Linked DNA regions of Homo sapiens: region 2 is linked to region 1. Evidence: read pairs that join two places in POLR2A ChIA-PET (ENCODE). Cell type or tissue: PC-3. All regions are shown on one strand. Each heading gives the region's core, and the rest is flanking DNA. Links, peaks and the distances in the headings are about the cores only. Region 1 has its middle 39 kb from the start of OR6J1. Region 2 overlaps PRMT5-DT (PRMT5 divergent transcript).

The links. Peaks named below come from ENCODE experiments on the same cell type or tissue, not always from the same donor. Only the 100,000 strongest peaks of a DNase experiment are listed, where the experiment ranks them.
Region 2: POLR2A ChIA-PET joins it to region 1 with 5 read pairs; 2 of 35 experiments call an interaction of 5 or more read pairs at or near these places.

The regions. Positions count from the first base shown.
Region 1 is chr14:22,677,898-22,688,035 of GRCh38, forward strand. No RefSeq gene overlaps it. Among named protein-coding and RNA genes, the nearest start is that of OR6J1, 39 kb to the left of the region's middle. In PC-3, for the core only: no CTCF peak of the experiment used is centred there; no DNase peak of the experiment used is centred there; H3K27me3 peaks cover 1,452 bases.
Region 2 is chr14:22,935,216-22,945,353 of GRCh38, forward strand. All of the region lies in intron 2 of PRMT5-DT (PRMT5 divergent transcript), which reads left to right. Among named protein-coding and RNA genes, the nearest start is that of TRR-ACG1-3, 11 kb to the left of the region's middle. In PC-3, for the core only: CTCF peaks have their summits at 5,860 (motif pointing right) and 6,060; a DNase peak (open chromatin) is centred at 4,696.

The DNA of each region.
Region 1 (10,138 bases), core at 1,035-9,034:
ATTAGGGTGGGAGCATCCCAATTTTCCAGGTACAATCTGTCACGGCTTCCCTTTGCTAGGAAAGGGAATTCCCCGACCTCTTGCACTTCCCGGGTGAGGAGATGCCCCACCCTGCTCCATGGGCTGCATCCACTGTCTGACAAGCCTCAGTGAGATGAGCCTGGTACCTCAGTTGGAAATGCAGAAATCACCCATCTTCTGTGTTGCTCATGCTGGGAGCTGCAGACTGGAGCTGTTCTTATTTGGCCATCTTGGAACCTTCCCCCACATTTTTCAACTCCAGAATTTCTGTTTGATTCTTTTTAACTATTTCAATCTCTTTGTTAAATTTATCTGATAGAATTCTGAATTCTTTCTCTGTATTACCTTGAATTTCTTTGCGTTTCCTCAAAACAGCTATTTTGGATTCTCTGTCTGAAAGGTCACTGATGTGGTTTGGCTCTGTGTCCCCACCCAGATTTCATTTCAAATTGTAATCCCCATGTGTTGAGGGTGGGACCTAGTGGGAGTTGGTTGGATCATGGGGGCAGTTTCCCTCATGCTGTTCTTGTGATAGTGAGTGAGTTCTCATGAGATCTGATGGTTTAAAAGTGTTTTGCAGTCCCACCAACTCTTGCTGCCATGTAAGACGCCTTGCTTCCCTTTCACCTCCTACCATAATTGTAAGTTTCCTAAGTCTGTTGCAGGGGTAGAGCCCTCATGAAGAACTTTTACTAGGGCCATGCAGAGGGGAAATGTGGGGTTGGAGCCCCCACACAGAGTCCCTACTGGGGCACTGCCTAGTGAACCTGTGAGCTCTTCTCTGTCCTCCAAACCCCAGAATAGTAGATCCACCCATAGCTTGCACTGTGCACCTGGAAAAGCCACAGGCACCAATGCCAGCCGATGAAAGCATCTGCAGGGGCTGCACCCTGCAAAGCCAAAGAGGCTGAGCTGTCCAGGGCCTTGGGAGCCCACCTCTTGTGTCATTGTATCCTGGATGTGAGATATGGAGTCAAAGGAGATTATTTTGGATCTTTAAAATTTAGTGGCTGCCCTGATGGGTGTCAAACTTGCAGGGGTCCTGTGGTACCTTTGTTTTGGCCAATTTTTTCCATTTAGAATGGGAACACTTACACAATACCTGTATCCCCAGTGTATCTTGGAAGTAACTAACTTGTTTTTTATTTTACAGGCTTATAGGTGGAAGGAACTTGCCTTGTCTCAGATGAGACTTTGGACTTGGACATTTGAGTTAATGCTGGAATGAATTAAGACATTGAGGGATTGTTGGGAAGGCATGGTTGGCTTTGAAATGTGAGAAGAATATAAAATTTGGGAGGGGCCAGGGGCATAATGATATGGTTTGGCTCTGTGTCCCCACCCAAATCTCATCTTAAATTATAATCCCCCTGTGTTGAGATAAGTACCTGGTGGGAGGTGATTGGATCATGGGTTGTGGTTTCACCCATGCTGTTCTCATGATAGTGAGTGAGTTCCCATGAGATCTGATGGTTTAAATGTGTTTGTCATTACCCCAGCCCCCACTGCCATGTAAGATGTGTTTTGCTTCTCTTTCACCTTCTGCCATGATTTTAAGTTTCCGGAGGCCTACCCAGCCATGCAAAAGTGGGTCAATTAAGCCTCTGTCCTTTATAAATAATCCAGTATCAGGTAGTTCTTTATAGCAGTGTGGAAATGGACTGATACAGTCATACATCTCTGTTTCTCCAGGATTTATCCCTGGTGCATTATTTAGTTCATTTTATGAGGTCATGTTTTCCTGGATCATCTTCATACTTGTAGAAGTTTGTCTATGTCTGGGCATTGAAGAGTTAGGTATTTATTGCAGTTGTCACTGTCTGGCCTTGTTTGTGCCTGCCCGTTTGGGAAGGCTTTCCAGATATTCAAAAGAACTTTGGTGTTCCTGAAGGAAGCACTAAACATGGAAAGGAACAACCAGTACCAGCCACTGCAAAAACATGTCAAATTGTAAAGATCTTTGAGGCTAGGAAGAAACTGCATCAACTAACGAGCAAAATAACCAGCTAACATCATAATGACAGGATCAAATTCACACATAACAATATTAATCTTAAATGTAAATGGGCTAAATGCTCCGATTAAAAGACACAGACTGGTGAATTGGATAAAGAGTCAAGACCCACCAGTGTGCCGTATTCAGGAGACCCAACTCATGTGCAGAGACACACATAGGCTCAAAATAAAGGGATGGAGGAATATTTACCAAGCAAATGGAAAACAAAAAAGCAGGGGTTGCAATCCTAGTCTCTGATAAAAGAGACTTTAAACCAACAAAGATCAAAAGAGACAAAGAAAGCCATTACATAGTGGTAAAGGGATCAGTGCAACAAGAAGAGCTAACTATCCTAAATATACATGCACCCAATACAAGAGCATCCAGATTCATAAAGCAAGTCCTTAGAGACCTACAAAGAGACTTAGACTCCCACACAATAATAATGGGAGACTTTAACACACCACTGTCAACATTAGACAGATCAATGAGACAGAAAGTTAACAAGGATATCCAGGAATTGAACTCAGCTCTGCACCAAGCAGACCTAATAGATATCTACAGAACTCTCCACCCCAAATCAACAGAATATACCTTCTTCTCAGCACCACATCACACTTATTCCAAAGTTGACCACATAGTTGGAAGTAAAGCACTCCTCAGCAAATGTAAAAGAATAGAAATTATAACAAACTGTCTCTCAGACCACAGTGCAATCAAACTAGAACTCAGGATTAAGAAACTCACTCAAAACTGCTCAACTACATGGAAACTGAACAACCTGCTGCTGAATGACTACTGGGTACATAACGAAATGAAGGCAGAAATAAAGATGTTCTTTGAAACCAATGAGAACAAAGACACAACATACCAGAATCTCTGGGACACATTTAAAGCAGTGTGTAGGGGGAAATTTATAGCACTAAATGCCCACAAGAGAAAGCAGGAAAGATCTAAAATTGACACCCTAACATCACAATTAAAAGAACTAGAGAAGCAAGAGCAAACACATTCAAAAGCTAGCAGAAGGCAAGAAATAACTAAGATCAGAGCAGAACTGAAGGAGAGAGAGACACAAAAAACCCTTCAAAAAATCAATGAATCCAGGAGCTGGTTTTTTGAAAAGATCAACAAAATTGATAGACTGCTAGCAAGACTAATAAAGAAGAAAAGAGAGAAGAATCAAATAGATGCAATAAAAAATGATAAAGGGGATATCACCACCGATCCCACAGAAATAAAAACTACCATCAGAGAATACTATAAACACCTCGACACAAATAAACTAGAAAATCTAGAAGAAACGGATAAATTCCTGGACACATACACCCTCCCAAGACTAACCCAGGAAGAAGTTGAATCTCTGATAGACCAATAACAGGTTCTGAAATTGAGGCAATAGTTAATAGCCTACCAACCAAAAAAAGTCCAGGACCAGATAGATTCACAGCCGAATTCTACTGGAGCTGGTACCATTCCTTCTGAAACTATTCCAATCAATGGAAAAAGAGGGAATCCTCCCTAATTCATTTTATGAGGCCAACATGATCCTGATACCAAAGCCTGGCAGAGACACAACGAAAAAAGGATTTTAGACTAATGTCCCTGATGAACATCGATGCAAAAATCCTCAATAAAATCCTGGCAAATCAAATCCAGCAGCACATCAAAAAGCTTATCCATCATGATCAAGTTGGCTTCATCCCTGGGATGCAATGCTGGTTCAACATACACAAATCAATAAATATAATCCAGCTTATAAACAGAACCAAAGACAAAAACCACTTGATTATCTCAATAGATGCGGAAAAGGCCTTTGACAAAATTCAACAGCCCTTCATGCTAAAAACTCTCAATAAATTAGGTATTGATGGGATGTATCTCAAAATAATAAGACCTATTTATGACAAACCCACAGCCAATATCATACTGAATGGGCAAAAACTGGAAGCATTCCCTTTGAAAACTGGCACAAGACAGGGATGCCCTCTCTCACCACTCCTATTCAACATAGTGTTGGAAGTTCTGGCCGGGGCAATCAGGCAAGAGAAAGAAATAAAGGGTATTCAGTTAGGAAAAGAGGAAGTCAAATTGTCCCTGTTTGCAGATGACATGATTGTATATTTAGAAAACCCCATTGTCTCAGCCCAAAATCTCCTTAAGCTGATAAGCAACTTCAGCAAAGTCTCAGGATACAAAATCAATGTACAAAAATCACAAGCATTCTTATACACCAACAACAGACAAACAGAGAGCCAAATCATGAGTGAACTCACATTCACAATTGCTTCAAAGAGAATAAAATACCTAGGAATCCAACTTACAAGGCATGTGAAGGACCTCTTCAAGGAGAACTACAAACCACTGCTCAATGAAATAAAAGAGGACACAAACAAATGGAAGAACATTCCATGCTCATGGGTAGGAAGAATCAATATCGTGAAAATGGCCATACTGCTCAAGGTAATTTGTAGATTCAATGCCATCCCCATCAAGCTACCAATGACTTTCTTCACGGAATTGGAAAAAGCTACTTTAAAGTTCATATGGAACCAAAAAAGAGCCCACATTGCCAAGTCATTCCTAAGCCAAAAGAACAAAGCTGGAGGCATCATGCTACCTGACTTCAAACTATACTACAAGGCTACAGTAAGCAAAACAGCATGGTACTGGTACCAAAACAGAGATATAGACCAATGGAACAGAATAGAGCCCCCGGAAATAATACCACACATCTACAACCATCTGATCTTTGACAAACCTGACAAAAACAAGAAATGGGGAAAGAATTCCCTATTTAACAAATGGTGCTGGGAAAACTGGCTAGCCATATGTAGAAAGCTGAAACTGGATCCCTTCCTTACATCTTCTACAAAAATTAATTCAAGATGGATTAAAGACTTAAATGTTAGATCTAAAACCATAAAAACCCTAGAAGAAAACCTAGGCAATACCATTCAGGCCACAGGCATGGGCAAGGACTTCATGACTAAAACACCAAAAGCAATGGCAAAAAAAGCCAAAATTGACAAATTAGATCTAATTAAATTAAAGAGCTTCTGCACAGCAAAATAAACTACCATCAGAGTGAACAGGCAACCTACAGAATGGGAGAAAATTTTTGCAAACTACTTATCTGACAAAGGGCTGATATCCAGAATCTACGGAGAACTTAATCAAATTTACAAGAAAAAAATCAAACAACCTCATCAAAAAGTGGGCAAAGGATATGAACAGACACTTCTCAAAAGAAGACATTCATGCAGCCAACAGACACATGAAAATTAAATGCTCATCATCACTGGCCATCAGAGAAATGCAAATCAAAACCACAGTGAGATACCATCTCACACCAGTTAGAATGGCAATCACTAAAAAGTCAGGAAACAACAGGTGCTGGAGAGGATGTGGAGAAATAGGAATGCTTTTACACTGTTGGTGGGAGTGTAAACTAGTTCAACAATTGTGGAAGACAGTGTGGCGATTCCTCAGCAATCTAGAACTAGAAATACCATTTGACCCAGCTATCCCATTACTGGGTATACACCCAAAGGATTATAAATCATGCTGCTATAAAGGCACATGCACACGTATGTGTGCACTATTCACAATAGCAAAGACTTGGAACCAACCCAAATGTCCATCAATGATAGATTAGATTAAGAAAATGTGGCACATATGCACTATGCAGCCATAAAAAAGGATGAGTTCATGTCATTTTTAGGGACGTTGATGAAGCTGGAAACCATCATTCTCAGCAAACTATCACAAGGACAGAAAACCAAACACCGCATGTTCTCACTCATACATGGGAATTGAACAATAAGAACACTTGGACACAGGGTAGGGAACATCACACACTGGGGCCTGTCATGGGGTAGGGGGAGGGAGGAGGGATAACATTAGGAGATATACCTAATGTAAATGATGAGTTAACAGGTGCAGCACATGAACATGGCACATATATACATATGTAACAAACCTGCACGTTGTGCACATGTACCCTAGAACTTAACGTATAATAATTAAAAAAAAAGAAAAATGCAATTGGCATACTGAAGAATGCTTCTGTGTCTTTTAATAGCAGAATTATCAGGCAGAAGACAGAATTACTGAGCTTGAAGATAAGCTATTATAATATTTGAAAATACACAGTCAGAGGAGACAAAAGAAAAAAGAATAAAAAACGATGAAGCAGGCTGGGCATGGTGGCTCATGCCTGTAATCCCAGCACTTTGGGAGACTGAGGCGGGCAGATCACTTGAGGTTGGGATTTCAAGACCAGCCTGACCAACATGGAGAAACCCCATCTTTACTAAAAATAAAAATTAGCCAGGTGTGGTGCACATGCCTGTAATCCCAGCTACTGGGGAGGCTGAGGCAAGAGAATTACTTGAACCAAAGAGGCAGAGGTTGCAGTGAGCCAAGATCATGCCATTGCACTCCAGCCTGGGCAACAAGAGCGAAACTCCATCTCAAAAAGAAAAAAAAAAGATGAAGCACACCTACAGGATCTAGAAAATAGCCTCAAATCTCAGAGTTATTGGCCCCAAAGAAGAGGTAGAGAAAGAGATGGGGTAGAAAGTTTATTCAAAGGGATAATAACAGAGAACTTCCCAAACCTAGAGAAAGCTATCAATATCCAAGTACAAGAAGGTTATAGAACACCAAACAGATTTAGCCCAAAGAAGACTACCTCCAGGCATTTAATAATCAAATTGCCAAAGGTCAAGGACAAAGAAAGAGTCCTAAAAGGAGCAAGATAAAACAAACAAATAACATACAACAGAGCTCCAATATATCTGACAGCAGACTTCTCAGTGGAAACTTCACAGGTCAGGAGAGAGTGGCATGGCATATTTAAAGTGCAGAAGGAAAAAAATTTTTACCCTAGAATAGTATATCTGGCAAAAAATATCCTTCAAATATGAAGAAGAAATAAAGACTTTCCCCGACAAACAAAAGCTGAGGGATTTCATCAACATCAGACCTGTCTTACAAGAAATGCTAAGGGGAATATTTCAATCAGAAAGAAAATGATGTTAATAAGCAATCATCTGAAGGTACAAAACTCATTAGTAATAGTAAGTACACAGAATATTATAACTCTGTAATTGTGATGTTTAAACTACTCACATCTTAAGTAGAAAGATCTTAAGTAGAAAGATGTGAGTAGTTTAGTATTAGTAGTATTTTATGTGAAAAGATGAACTGAACAAAAAGTAATAACTTCAAGACATAGTACAAATAAGGTATGAATTAATAGTAACAACAAAAAGTTAAAACATGGGGGGACAAAGTTAAGGCATAGAGTCTTTATTAATTTTATTTTTGCTTGTTTGCTCATTTGTTAATGCAAACATTGTTAAGTTGTTATCAGCTTAAAATAATGGCTTATAAGATAGTATTTGCAAGCCCTATGGTAATCTCAAAACAAAAACCATATAACAGATACACAAAAAGAAAAAGCATGAAACTAAATTATATCACCAGAGAAAACCACCTTCACCAAAAGGAAGATAGAAAGAAAAGAAAGAAGAAAGAGAAGACCAGAAAACAAATAATAAAATGGCAAGAATAAGTCCTTATCCCCCATAATAACATTGAAGATGTTTTTCCTTTGCCGCATCTACTGAGAGAATGAAGATCATTCTCAGCAATCAGACTGTCAACATTCCAGAAAATGTTGGCATTACTCTGAAGGGATGCACAGTTACTGTGAAGGGCCCAAAGGAACCCTGAGGTGTGACTTAATCACATCAATGCAGAGCTCAGTCTTCTTGGGAAAAAAAAAAAAAAAGAGAGAGATTTACTGGCAAGATAGCCGAATAGGAACAGCTCCGGTCTGCAGCTGCCAGAGAGACTGATGCAGAAGGTGGGGGATTTCTGCATTTCCAACTTAGGTACCCGGTTCATCTCACTGGGACTGGTTGGACAGTGGGTGCAGCCCATGGAGGGCAAGCTGAAGCAGGGTGGGGAGCCATCTCACCTGGGAAGCACAACGGGTCAGGGAATTTTCTGCCCCACCCAAAGGAAGCCATGAGGCACTGAGCCTGAGGAACTCTGGTACAGACACTGTGCTTGTCCCATGGTTTTTGCAACCCGCAAACCAGGAGATTCCCTCCGGTGCCTACCCCACCAGGGCCCTGGGTTTCAAGCACAAAACTGGGCAGCCATTTGGGCAGACACCAAACTAGCTGCCGGAGTTCTTTTTTTCCATACCCCAGTGGTGCCTGGAATGCCAGCGAGACAGAGCCATTCACTCCCCTGGAAAGGGGTGCTGAAGCCAGGGAGCCAAGTGATCGAGCTTGGTGGGTCCCACCCCCACAGAGCCCAGCAAACTAAGATCCACTAGCTTGAAATTCTCACTGCCAGCACAGCAGCAGTCTGAGATCAACCTGAGACACGAGCTTGGTGGGGGGAGGGGCGTCCACCATTGCTGAGGCTTGAGTAGGTGGTTTTACACTCACAGTATAAAGAAAGCCACTGGGAAGTTCAAACTGGGCGGAGCCCACTGCAGCTCAGCAAGGCTGCTGTGGCCAGACGTCCCTTCTCTGGGCAGGGCATCTCTGAAAAAAAAGGTAGCAGCCCCAGTCAGGGACTTACAGATAAAACCCCCATCTCCCTGGGTCAGAGCACCTGGGAAAACAGGCAGCTGTGGGCACAGCTTCAGCAGACTTAAACGTCTCTGCCTGACAGCTCTGAAGAAAGCAGTGGACCTCCCAGCATAGCATTCAAGCTCTGCTAAGGGACAGACTGCCTCCTCAAGTGGGTCCCCGACCCCCATGTATCCTGACTGGGAGACACCTCCCAGTAGGGGCCAACAGACACCTCATACTGGAGAGTTCTGGCTGGCATCTAGGAGGTGCCCCTCTGGGACGAAGCTTCCAGAGGAAAGACCAGGCAGCAATCTTTGCTGTTCTGCAGCATCCTCTGGTGATACCCAGGGAAACAGGGTTGGGAGTGGACCTCCAGCAAACTCCAACAGACTGGTAGCAAAGGGGCCTGACTGTCAGAAGGAAAACTAACAAACAGGAATAGCACATCCACTCAAAGACCCCATCCAAAGGTCACCAACATCAAAGACCAAAGGTAGATAAATCCACAAAGATGGGGAGAAACAAGAACAAGAAGGTCAAAAATTCCAAAAACCAGAATGCCTCTTCTCCTCCAAAGGATCACAACTCCTCGCCAGCAAGGGAACAAAACTGGATGGAGAATGAGTTTGATGAATTGACAGAAGAAGGCTTCAGAAGGTGGGTAATAACAAACTCCTCCAAGTTAAAGGAGCATGTTCTAACCCAATGCAAGGAAGCTAAGAACCTTGAAAAAAGGTTAGATGAATTACTAACTAGAATAACCAGTGTAGAAAAGAACATAGATGACCTGATGGAGCTGAAAAACACAGCATGAGAACTTTGTGAGGCATACACAAGTTTCAATAGCTGAATCAATCAAGCAGAAGAAAGGATATCAGTGATTGAAGATCGACTTAATGAAATAAAGCTTGAAGACAAGATTAGAGAAAAAGGAAAAAAAGGAATGAACAAAGCCTCCAAGAAATACAGGACTATGTGAAAACCAAATCTGTGTTTGATTGGTGTCCTGAAAGTGATGAGGAGAATGGAACCAAGTTGGAAAACACTCTTCAGGATTATTATCCAGGAGAACTTCCCCAACCTAGCAAGACAGGCCAACATTCAAATTCAGGAAATACAGAGAACACCACAAAGATACTCCTTGAGAAGAGCAACTCCAAGACACATAATTCTCAGATTCACCAAGGTTGAAATGAAGGAAAAAATTTTAAGGGCAGCCAGAGAGAAAGGTCGGGTTATCCACAAAGGGAAGCCCATCAGACTAACAGCAGATCTCTCTGCAGAAACTCTACAAGTCGGAAGAGAGTGGGGTCCAATATTCAACATTCTTAAAGAAAAGAATTTTCAACCCAGAATTTCATATCCAGCCAAACTAAGCTTCATAAGCGAAGGAGAAACACAATCCTTTACAGACAAGCAAATGCTGAGAGATTTTGTCACCACCAGGCCTGCCTTACAAGAGCTCCTGAAGGAAGCACTAAACGTGGAAAGGAGCAACTGGTACCAGCCACTGCAAAAACAT
Region 2 (10,138 bases), core at 1,209-9,208, 260 kb after region 1:
TCATATACTAAGATTAACCAGTTAGAAGACATTATTGATTTTTAAAAATCCCAATAATATGATAGTTAAGAGTATGGCCTGCTAAACCAGATAGCAAGACGTTAAAGCCCTGTTCATTCATTTACTAGGACTGTGAACCTAACCCTTCTGGCCTCAGTTTTCTCATCCACAAAATGGGAATGTAAATAATAGCTCTTATAAAGTCATTATGAATATTAAATTAGTTAACATAGTAAAGCATTTAGAAGCTACCCTGCACATAGTAAACCTTCAATACATATTGGCTATTGTGATTATTATTTTCCCCATTCACAGTGGTAACAGTAACACTACTATAAAATATTTATCTTTACTGAAAAATGTGAGAAACTGACATAAAGAAAATTATAGGCTGGTTACAGTGGCTTATGCTTGTAATCCCAACACTTTGGGAGGCCGAGGCAGGAGGATTGCTTGAGCCTAGGAGTTCAAGGCCAGCCTAGGCAACATAACAATACCCCATCTCTACAAAAAAATTTTAAAAATTAGCTGGGCGTCAGCCTGGCCAACATGGTGAAACCCCGTCTCTACTGAAAATACAAAAATTAGCTGGGTGTGGTGGCACATGCCTGTAATCCCAGCTACTCGGGAGGCTGAGGCGAGAGAATCCCTTGAACCTTGGAGGCAGAGATTACCGTGAGCCGAGATTGTGCCGCTGCACTCCAGTCTGGGCGACAGAGTGAGACCCTGTCTCAAAAAAAAAATTAGCAGCCGGGCACGGTGGCTTGTAATCCCAGCACTTTGGGAGGCCGAGGCAGGTGGATCACCTGAGGTGAGGAGTTCGAGACCAGCCTGGCCGACATGGTGAAAGCCTATCTCTACTGAAAATACAAAAATTAGCTGGGCGTGGTGGCAGGCACTTATAATCCCAGCTACTCAGGAGGCTGAGGCAGGATAATTGCTTGAAGCTGGTAGGCGGAGGTTGCAGTGGGCCAAGATCGGGCCATTGTTCTCCAGCCTGGGCAACAAGAGCAAAACTCCATCTCAAAAAAAAAAAAAATGACCTGGGCATTGTGGCACACACCTGTAGTCCCAGCTACCCAAGAGGCTGAGGTGGGAGGACTGCTTGAGCCCAGGAAGTTGAGTCTGCAGTGAGCTGTGATCAAACCACTGCACTCCAGCCTGAGTGACAGAGCAAGACCCTATCAAAAAGGAAAAAAAAAAAATTGCTGCAAGATAAAATAGAAGACTAAAAAAAAAATGGAGAAACAAGCCATAATCTTAGAAAATAATGAATCTTATAAAGATGTAAATTCTTACCAAATTAATTTCTCAAGTTCTCACTTTTACAACATTCAATTACGATTCTTTTTTTTTGTTTTTTGAGACGGAGTCTCGCTCTGTCACCCAGGCTGGAGTGCAGTGGCACGATCTCAGCTCACTGCAAGCTCCGCCTCCCAGGTTCATGCCATTCTCCTGCCTCAGCCTTCCAAGTAGCTGGGACTACAGGCGCCCGCCACCACGCCCGGCTAATTTTTTGTATTTTTAGTAGAGATGGGGTTTCACCGTGTTAGCCACGGTGGTCTCAATCTCCTGACCTCGTGATCCACCCGCCTCGGCCTCCCAAAGTGGGGGGATTACAGGCGTGAGCCACTGCGCCCGGCCCATTCAATCACAATTCTAATGGAATCTTTTGTTACTTGATAAAATAATTCTACTGTTAATCTGCAATAAAAATCAGACAAGAAAAGCAAGGAAAACTCAAAAAGAGAGGAGAAAGAGGCCAGGGAGTGGTGGATTTTTTTTTTTTTTTTTTTTTTTTTTTTTTTTGAGACACCTCTGCCTCTCAGGCTCAAGTGATTCTCCTGCTTCAGCCTCCCAAGCAGCTGGGATTACAGGCGCACGCCACTACTGCCCGGCTAATTTTTGTATTTTCAGTAGAGACGGGGTTTCACCATGTTGGCCAGGTTGGTCTTGAACTCCAGACCTCAAATGATCCACCCACCTCAGCCTCCCAAAGTGCTGGGATTACAGGCGTGAGCCACCACACCCGGCCTCAATGAAATCTTCAGCAGCCATTAAAATCAGTGTTGTCAAAGAAAATGTAGTAACATGGAGAAAGTCTTATGACATGCCATTAAGAGACACACATTACAAATTTTACACACAGAATGACCTCAACTATGTGGAAAAATTGTATTTTCCAAATGTTCTGTATAAGCGTGTTTATATTACACGTAAAATATTTTTTAAAATACATATAAAACCTGTTACCTTGGCCGGGCACGGTGGCTCACGCCTGTAATCCCACCACTTTGGCAGGCTGAGGCAGGCAGATCACCTGAGGTCAGGAGTTCAAGACCAGCTTGGCCATGGTGAAACCCCGTCTCTACTAAAAATACAAAAAATTAGCCAGGCATGGTGGTGTGTGCCTGTAATCACAGCTACTTGGGAGGCTGATGCAGGAGAATCACTTGAACCCGGGAGGCGGAGGTTGCAGTGAGCCGAGATCGCGCTATTGCACTCCAGCCTGGGCAACGAGTGAAACTCTGTCTCAAAAAAATAAAATAAAAATAAATAAACCTGTTACCTCTCCCTGATCTTTGTGCTTATGTCCTTTCTTTTGAAGGTCTAGCCAAGGCCTCCCTCCTTCTCTATAGGCTTGTGTAGCTATCCAGTCTTCAGCAATCATTCTTGCCTCATAACATGATAGTCCTAGCCAGGCTAATATTTATTTATTTATTTATTTTTGTGAGATGGAGTCTCACTCTGTCACCCAGGCTGGAGTGCAGTGGCACAATCACGTCTCACTGCAAGCTCCACCTCCCGGGTTCAAGCAATTCTCTGCCTCAGCCTCCCAAGTAGCTGGGATTGCAGGTGACCGCCACCATGCCTGGCTAATTTTTGTATTTTTAGTTGAGACGGGATTTCACCATCTTGGCTAGGCTGGTCTTGAACTCCTGACCTCGTGGTCCACCTACCTCGGCCTCCCAAAGTGCTGGGATTATAGGCATGAGCCACCATACCCTGCCCAGGCTAATATTAATTAAGCTCTACCACATGCCAGGCACTTTAAATATATTATCTCAAAAGGCTGGGCGCAGTGGGTCATACCTGTAATCCCAGCACTTTGGGAGGCCAAGGTCAGCAGATCACTTGATGTCAGGAGTTCAAGAACAGCTTGGCCAATATAGTAAAACCCCATCTCTACTAAAAACACAAAAAAATTAGCTGAGCCTGGTGGTGCACTTATAATTGTAGTTACTTGGGAGGCTGAGGCAGGAGAATCGCTTGAACCCAGGAGGCGGAGGTTGCGGTGAGCCAAGATAGCGCCATTGAACTCCAGCCTGGGCAACAAGAGCGAAACTCCTTCTCAAAAAAAAAAAAAAAGAAAAAAAAGGAAACAAATATTTTAAAATTTTCTCAGCCCGTTGCAGTGGCTTACCCTTGTGATCCTAACACTTTTGGGAGGCAGAGGTGGGAGGACTGCTTGAGCCCAGGAGCTCCAGACTAACCTGAGCAACAGAGTGAGACCACGTCTCTGCAAAACAAAACAAAACAAAAACCCAGCATGGTGGCACGTGCCTGTAGTCCTAGCTACTAGGGAGGCTGTGGTGGGAGGATCCTTTGAGCCAAGGAGGTTGAGGCTGCAGCTGCACTCCAGCCTGGTTGACAGAGTAAGACCCTGTCTCCCAGAAAAAGAAAACAAACAAGCAAAAAAACTGGGCAAAGGACATGAACAGACACTTCTCTAAAGAAGACATAGATGTTGCCAACAAATATATGGAAAAAATGTTCAATATTACTAATCATTAGAGAAAGGCAAATCAAAACCGCAATAAGATACCATCTCACACCAGTCAGAATGGCTATTATTAAAAAGTCATGCCGGGCGCAGTGGCTCACACCTGTAATCCCAGCACTTTGGGAGGCCGAGACGGGTGGATCACGAGGTCAGATCGAGACCATCCTGGCTAACACAGTGAAACCCTGCCTCTACTAAAAATACAAAAAATTAGCCGGGCGCAGTGGCGGGTACCTGTAGTCCCAGCTACTCGGGAGGCTGAGGCAGGAGAATGGCGTGAACCCGGTAGGTGGAGCTTGCAGTGAGCAGAGATCGTGCCACTGCACTATAGCCTGGGCGACAGAGCAAAACTCTGTCTCAAAAAAAAAAAAAAATGAAAATTAAAAAGTCATGGCTGGGCTGGGCACGGTGGCTCATGCCTGTAATCTCAGCACTTTGGGAGGCCAAGACGGGTGGATCACCTGAGGTCAGGAGTTCGAGACCAGCCTGACCGACATGGTGAAACCCCGTCTCTACTAAAGATACAAAAAAATTAGCCGGGCGTGGTGGCAGGCGCCTGTAATCCCAGCTACTCGGGAGGCTGAGGCAGGAGAATCGCTTGAACCCAGGGGGTGGAGGTTGCAGTGAGCCGAGATCATGCCGCTGTATTCCAGCCTGGGTGACAGAGCAAGACTCCGTCTCAAAAAAAAAAAAAAAAAAGAAAGAAAGAAAGAAAAATAAATTAATGTGAGAATAGAAAACAAAACACCGCTAGTTCTCACTTATAAGTGAGAGCTAAACATTGAGCACACACGGACATAAAGATGGAAATAGACACTGGGGACTGCTAGAAGGGGAAGGGAGGGAGGTACTATGCTCACTAACTGGGTGACGGGATCATTCATACACTAACCCTCAGTGACACACAGTTTACTCATGTAACAAACTTGCACACGTACCCCCTGAGCCTAAAATGAAAGTTGGAAAAAAAAAAAACTGTAGCATTACTTCTGCTTGTTTTCAGCCTGCTGGCCTGCCCTACAGATTTTAGACTTGCCAGCTCCCATAATCACATGAGCCAATGAGCCAATTCTTTAAAATAAATCATATATAGATCTTTTTTTTTTTTTTTTTTTGAGACACAGTCTGACTCTGTTGCCCAGTCTGGAGTGCAGTGGTGTGATCTCGGCTCACTGCAACCTCTGCCTCTAGGATTCAAGCAATTCTCCTGCCTCAGCCTCCCAAGTAGCTGGGACTATAGGCGCGAGCCACCATGCCCGGCTAATTTTTGTATTTTTAGTAGAGACAGGGTTTCGCCATGTTGGCCAGGATGGTCTCAAACTCCTGACCTCAGGTGATCCACCTGCCTCGGCCTCCCAAAGTGCTGGGATTACAGGCATAAGCTACAGCGCCCAGCCAACCTTACTCTTTAGATAACCCTTTTCTAAATCCTAGGCAGGTCATTTGCTGTTGGTTACACACTATTTAGCCAGGCTTGGTAAATTTAGGACTCTCCAAACTTCAGTTGTTTTTTCCTGAGACCAGAAGTTAGCCACTTTGGCTGGACCTCAGCAACTCAAAAACAAACCATCTTTTAGAGTAAATTATTTCTACACATTGTTTAGTCCATTGTAAATTCACTCGTATTTTTGCTGTCTCAAGGGATAAGGAAGCCTGCTAGTTCCTTTAACAAAACCTAGTCCAGGTCCTTCAAGATGGATCATATGGAGAGATTCTTTTTTTTTTCTTTTCGAAAGAGAGTCTTGCTTTGTCGCCCAGGATGGAGTGTAGTGGCCCCATCTCACCTCGCCTTACTGCAGCCTCCACCTCCCAGGTTCAAGCTATTATAATGCCTCAGCCTCCCAATTACAGGTGCGCACCACCACACCTGGCTAATTTTGTATTTTTCAGTAGAGACCTGGTTTCACCATGTTGGCCAGGCTCGTCTCAAACTCCTCACCTCAAGTGATCCGCCTGCCTCAGCCTCCCCTCCAAAAATTGCCGGGATTACAGGCGTAAGCCACCGCGCCCAGCCAATATGGAGAGATTCTTTATAGGGTGAGGGGCACCCTTCTCCTTTGGAGATGCCAAAGTTGGCCCTTAGGGGGCGCTGGGTCTCCTGTTTGTGGTGGCCGAGGAAGAATGCAGTCACTCCCCAGGACACCTCCATATTCACCTTTCACTGAAAATATTCAGGGAACAGATTTTGTTTATCCAAGAGTCCCAGAGTTGATCCTGTTCCAAGTTCTGAAGGTGATTTCCTTTGCCTCTCATTACAAGGGAAGAATCTATAAGACTTACCAGATGTGGTAAGAGGCAAGTAAAGAGAGGTTCGACTGTGAAAGAACGAAGGGAGGCAGTAAATGCAAATCTTTTCTAAGCAGTGTGAGGGAAAGAGAGCAGCTAAGGTCCAAGATGCTAACCCTCAACTGTCACTTTCTTTTTTTTTGAGAAGGAGTCTCGCTCTGTTGCCAGGCCTGGAGTGCAGTGGCGCGATCTCGGCTCACTGCAACCTCTGCCTCCCAGATTCAAGTGATTCTCCTGCCTCAGCCTCCCGAGTAGCTGGGACTACAGGTGTGCACCACCACGCCTGGCTAATTTTTGTATTTTTAGTAGAGACGAGGTTTTGCCATGTTGGCCAGGATGGTCCCAATCTCTTGACCTCGTGATCCACCTGCCTCAGCCTCCCAAAGTGCTGGGATTACAGGCGTGAGCCATGGCGCCCGGCCCCTCAGCTGTCACTTTCATGCAGACCCTTCTACTTGTCCTCCAAAGCTCCTTCCCATATTTGCCACAATAGAGAGCAGCATGTATGAAGGGCACCTCCAACAAGTCTTCCACCTCCAGTCAATGTGCAGAATGAATGCACCAAGAGAAACAGCTGTAGTGCTCCCTCAGGCCGCAGTGGACATGATTTTTGTTCCTTTTCCCCTACGAAGGAACTGTTTTGAAAGTTTTTTTTTCCACCAGACTACATTCATAAGCTCAATCAGTAGTTTATTTTTTTCTGGTCGGGCGCAGTGGCTCATGCCTGTAATCCCAGCACTTTGAGAGGCCGAGGACAGGCGTGTCACCTGAAGTCAGGAGTTCGAAACCAGCCTGGCCAACGTGGCAATACCCTGTCTCTACTAAAAATACAAAAATTAGCTGTATGTGGTGGCACGCGCCTGTAATCCCAGTTACTCGGGAGGCTGAGGCAAGAGAATCGCTTGAACCTGGGAGGCGGAGGTTGCAGTGAGCCGAGAACATGCCACTGCTCCCAGCCTGGGCAAGAGTCAGACTCTGTCTCCAAAAAAAAAAAAAAAGTTTATTTTTCCCATAAAATAACTAATATACTGATTTACTGTAATACCAGCAGAAAGCAAAGGCACCTGAGCAAGATATATGTGCAATGACATCCAATGAAGCATTTTTGTAACAGGGCAAGAGGGAAACAACCTTAATATCGTGAAGGGAAGGGTTAAATGATAATACAGCCATACTCTAATAATAATATTAGCCACATTTTTAAAACTTTTTCTTTATTGATTTGATTTTTAGAGACAAAGGTCTTGCTCTGTCACCTGGGCTGGAGTACCTTGGCACAATCATAGTTCACTGCAGCCTCTAACTACTAGGCTCAGCCTCCTGAGTAGCTAGGGCTATCAGAGCACCACCATGCCCAGCTAATATTAGCTAATATTTATGTACATATGGTTGCATATTTATAGAAACAGATCTGACACACAGTGATCTACACACCAAATCACTCTGGTTACTCTGGGGAGGTAGATTGGAGTAACAGGGTATTTGTGTGGGGGGTGTCTGAGGGTGCATGGTTCAATCTTTTACTTTTTACTGTATATAATTCTGTTCTGAGTATTTTTACAAAGCATGTGCTCTAGTTGTTTTTGTTTGTTTGTTTGTTTTTTAAGATGGAGTTTCGCTCTTGTTGCGCAGGCTGGAGTGCAATGGCGCGATCTCGGCTCACCGCAACTTCTGCCTCCTGGGTTCAAGCGATTCTCCTGCCTCAGCCTCCCTAGTAGCTGGGATTACAGGCATGTGCCACCACACCCGGCTAATTTTGTATTTTCAGTAGAGACGGGGTTTCTCCATGTTGCTCAGGCTGGTCTCAAACTCCCAACCTCAGGTGATCCACCCACCTCGGCCTCCCAAAGTGCTGGGATTACAGGCGTGAGCCACCACGCCCAGCCTGCATGTGCTCTAGTTTTAAGCCAATGAAGTTTTTTAAAAAATAGTTTGGGCCGGGCGCAGTGGCTCACACCTGTAATCCCACCACTTTGGTAGGCTGAGGCGGGCGGATCACGAGGTCAGGCGATCGAGACCATCCTGGCTAACACGGTGAAACCCCGTCTCTACTAAAAATACAAAAAATTAGCCGGGCGTGGTGGTGGGCGCCTATAGTCCCAGCTACTTGGGAGATTGAGACAGGAGAAGGGCATGAACCCAGGAGGCGGAGGTTGCAGTGAACTGAGATCGGGCCACTGCCCTCCAGCCCAGGTGACAGAGCAAGACTCCGTCTCAAAAAAAAAAAAAAAAAAAAAGTTTGTGCAGGGCCGGGCGCGGTGGTGGCTCACGCCTGTTATCCTAGCACTTTGGGAGGCTGAGGCAGGTGGATCACCTGAAGTCGGGAGTTCGAGACCAGCCTGACCAACATGGAGAAACCTCATCTCTAATAAAAATACAAAATTAGCTGGGCGTGGTGGCGCATGCTGTAATCCTAGCTACTTGGGAGGCTGAGGCAGGAGAATCACTTGAACCTAGGAGGCAGAGATTGCAATAAACCAAGATTGCGCCATTGCACGATCCAGCCTGGGCAACAAGAGCGAAACTCCATCTCAAAAAAAAAAAAAAAAAAAAGTGTGTGGAGAACTGTCGCAAGCAAATGTTCCATTTTCTTTTCTTTTTTTTTTTTTTGAGACAGAGTCTCACTCTGTAGCCCAAGCTAGAGTGAAGTGGCACGATCTTGGCTCACTGCAACCTCCGCCTCCCGGGGCTCAAGCAATTCTCGTGCCTCAGCCTCCTGAGTAGCTGGGACTACAGGCACGCATCACCACACCCAGCTAATTTTTTTATTTTAGTAGAGATGGGGTTTCACCATGTTGCCCAGGGTGGTCTCTAACTCCCGAGCTCAGGCAATCTGCCCACCTCCGCCTCCCAAAATGCTGGGATTACAGGCATGAGCCACTGTGCCCAGCCCATTTTCTTTAGGCTTTTTAAGAATACAAGAAATAGCTCACTCTCCATCCCCATGCCATTTAGAGAGCCAGGGTGAGGACCACTGCCTTGGAAGCCATTTCTCAGGCAGTCGAAATTGAAATGTTTCTCAAACCCCAGCTCTCCAGATTCTCGATTGAAGCTATAGGATATTTGTTTCAAATTTTGTTCACTTGAAATGAAAGCTCTCCTTGGTACATGATTTGCCCATTCTTAACTCTGTGCCTTCCCATAGTGCTTCTTTCCTTTTCTCTGTCTTCGCTGCTTTTTCCATAACTCTATTCCTTTTTCTTTTTTTTGAGACAGAATCTTGCTGTCACTCAGGCTGTAATACAGTGACATGATCATAGCTCACTGTAACCTCAACCTCCCAGACTCAAGCAGTCCTCCCACCTTAGCCTCCTGAGTAGCTGGAAATGTAGGCACATGCCACTATGCACAGCTAATTAAAAAAAATTTTTTTGGCCAGGTGCAGTGGCTCATGCCTGTAATCCCAGCACTTTGGGAGGCCGAGGCGGGCGGATCACAAGGTCAGGAGTTCGAGACCAGCAAGGCCAATATGGTGAAACCCTGTCTCTACTAAAAATACAAAAATTAGCCAGGCGTGGTGGTGGGTGCCTGTAGTCCCAACTACTCAGGAGACTGAGGCAGGAGAATCACTTGAACCCAGGAGGCAGAGATTGCAGTGAGCCGAGATTGCGCCACTGCACTCCAGCCTGGGCGACAGAGCGAGACTCCGTCTCAAAAAAAAAAAAAAAAAAAAAAAAAAAAAAGAGAAAAAAAAGTTGAGTCAAAGACATTAATTGTCTTGTAAATAAATCCACACCATCACCCCAAGACAATTTCCTTGGAAAGTGGTTTCAGAAACTGAGTAGGCTCTTCTAAATAAAGGTAGAGGCCTTCTGTTTCTGTCCACAGTCCCCTATTTTGACACCAGCCAGGACTCTGCCTTGTTCTAAGCTAAGTAGACTGTTGAACTTGGTTCCTCAGGGGGAATCTCCTCCAAACCTCTGCTTTTAGAGAAAAATGTAGCTCTCAAACCACACCAAGGGAACCAGGAACACAAGTGGCTTGTGTCCTTTCCTATAACTGAGCTGGCCACTGGCTGCCTTTTTTTTTTTTTTTTTTTTTTTTGAGACAAGGTCTCACTCTGTCACC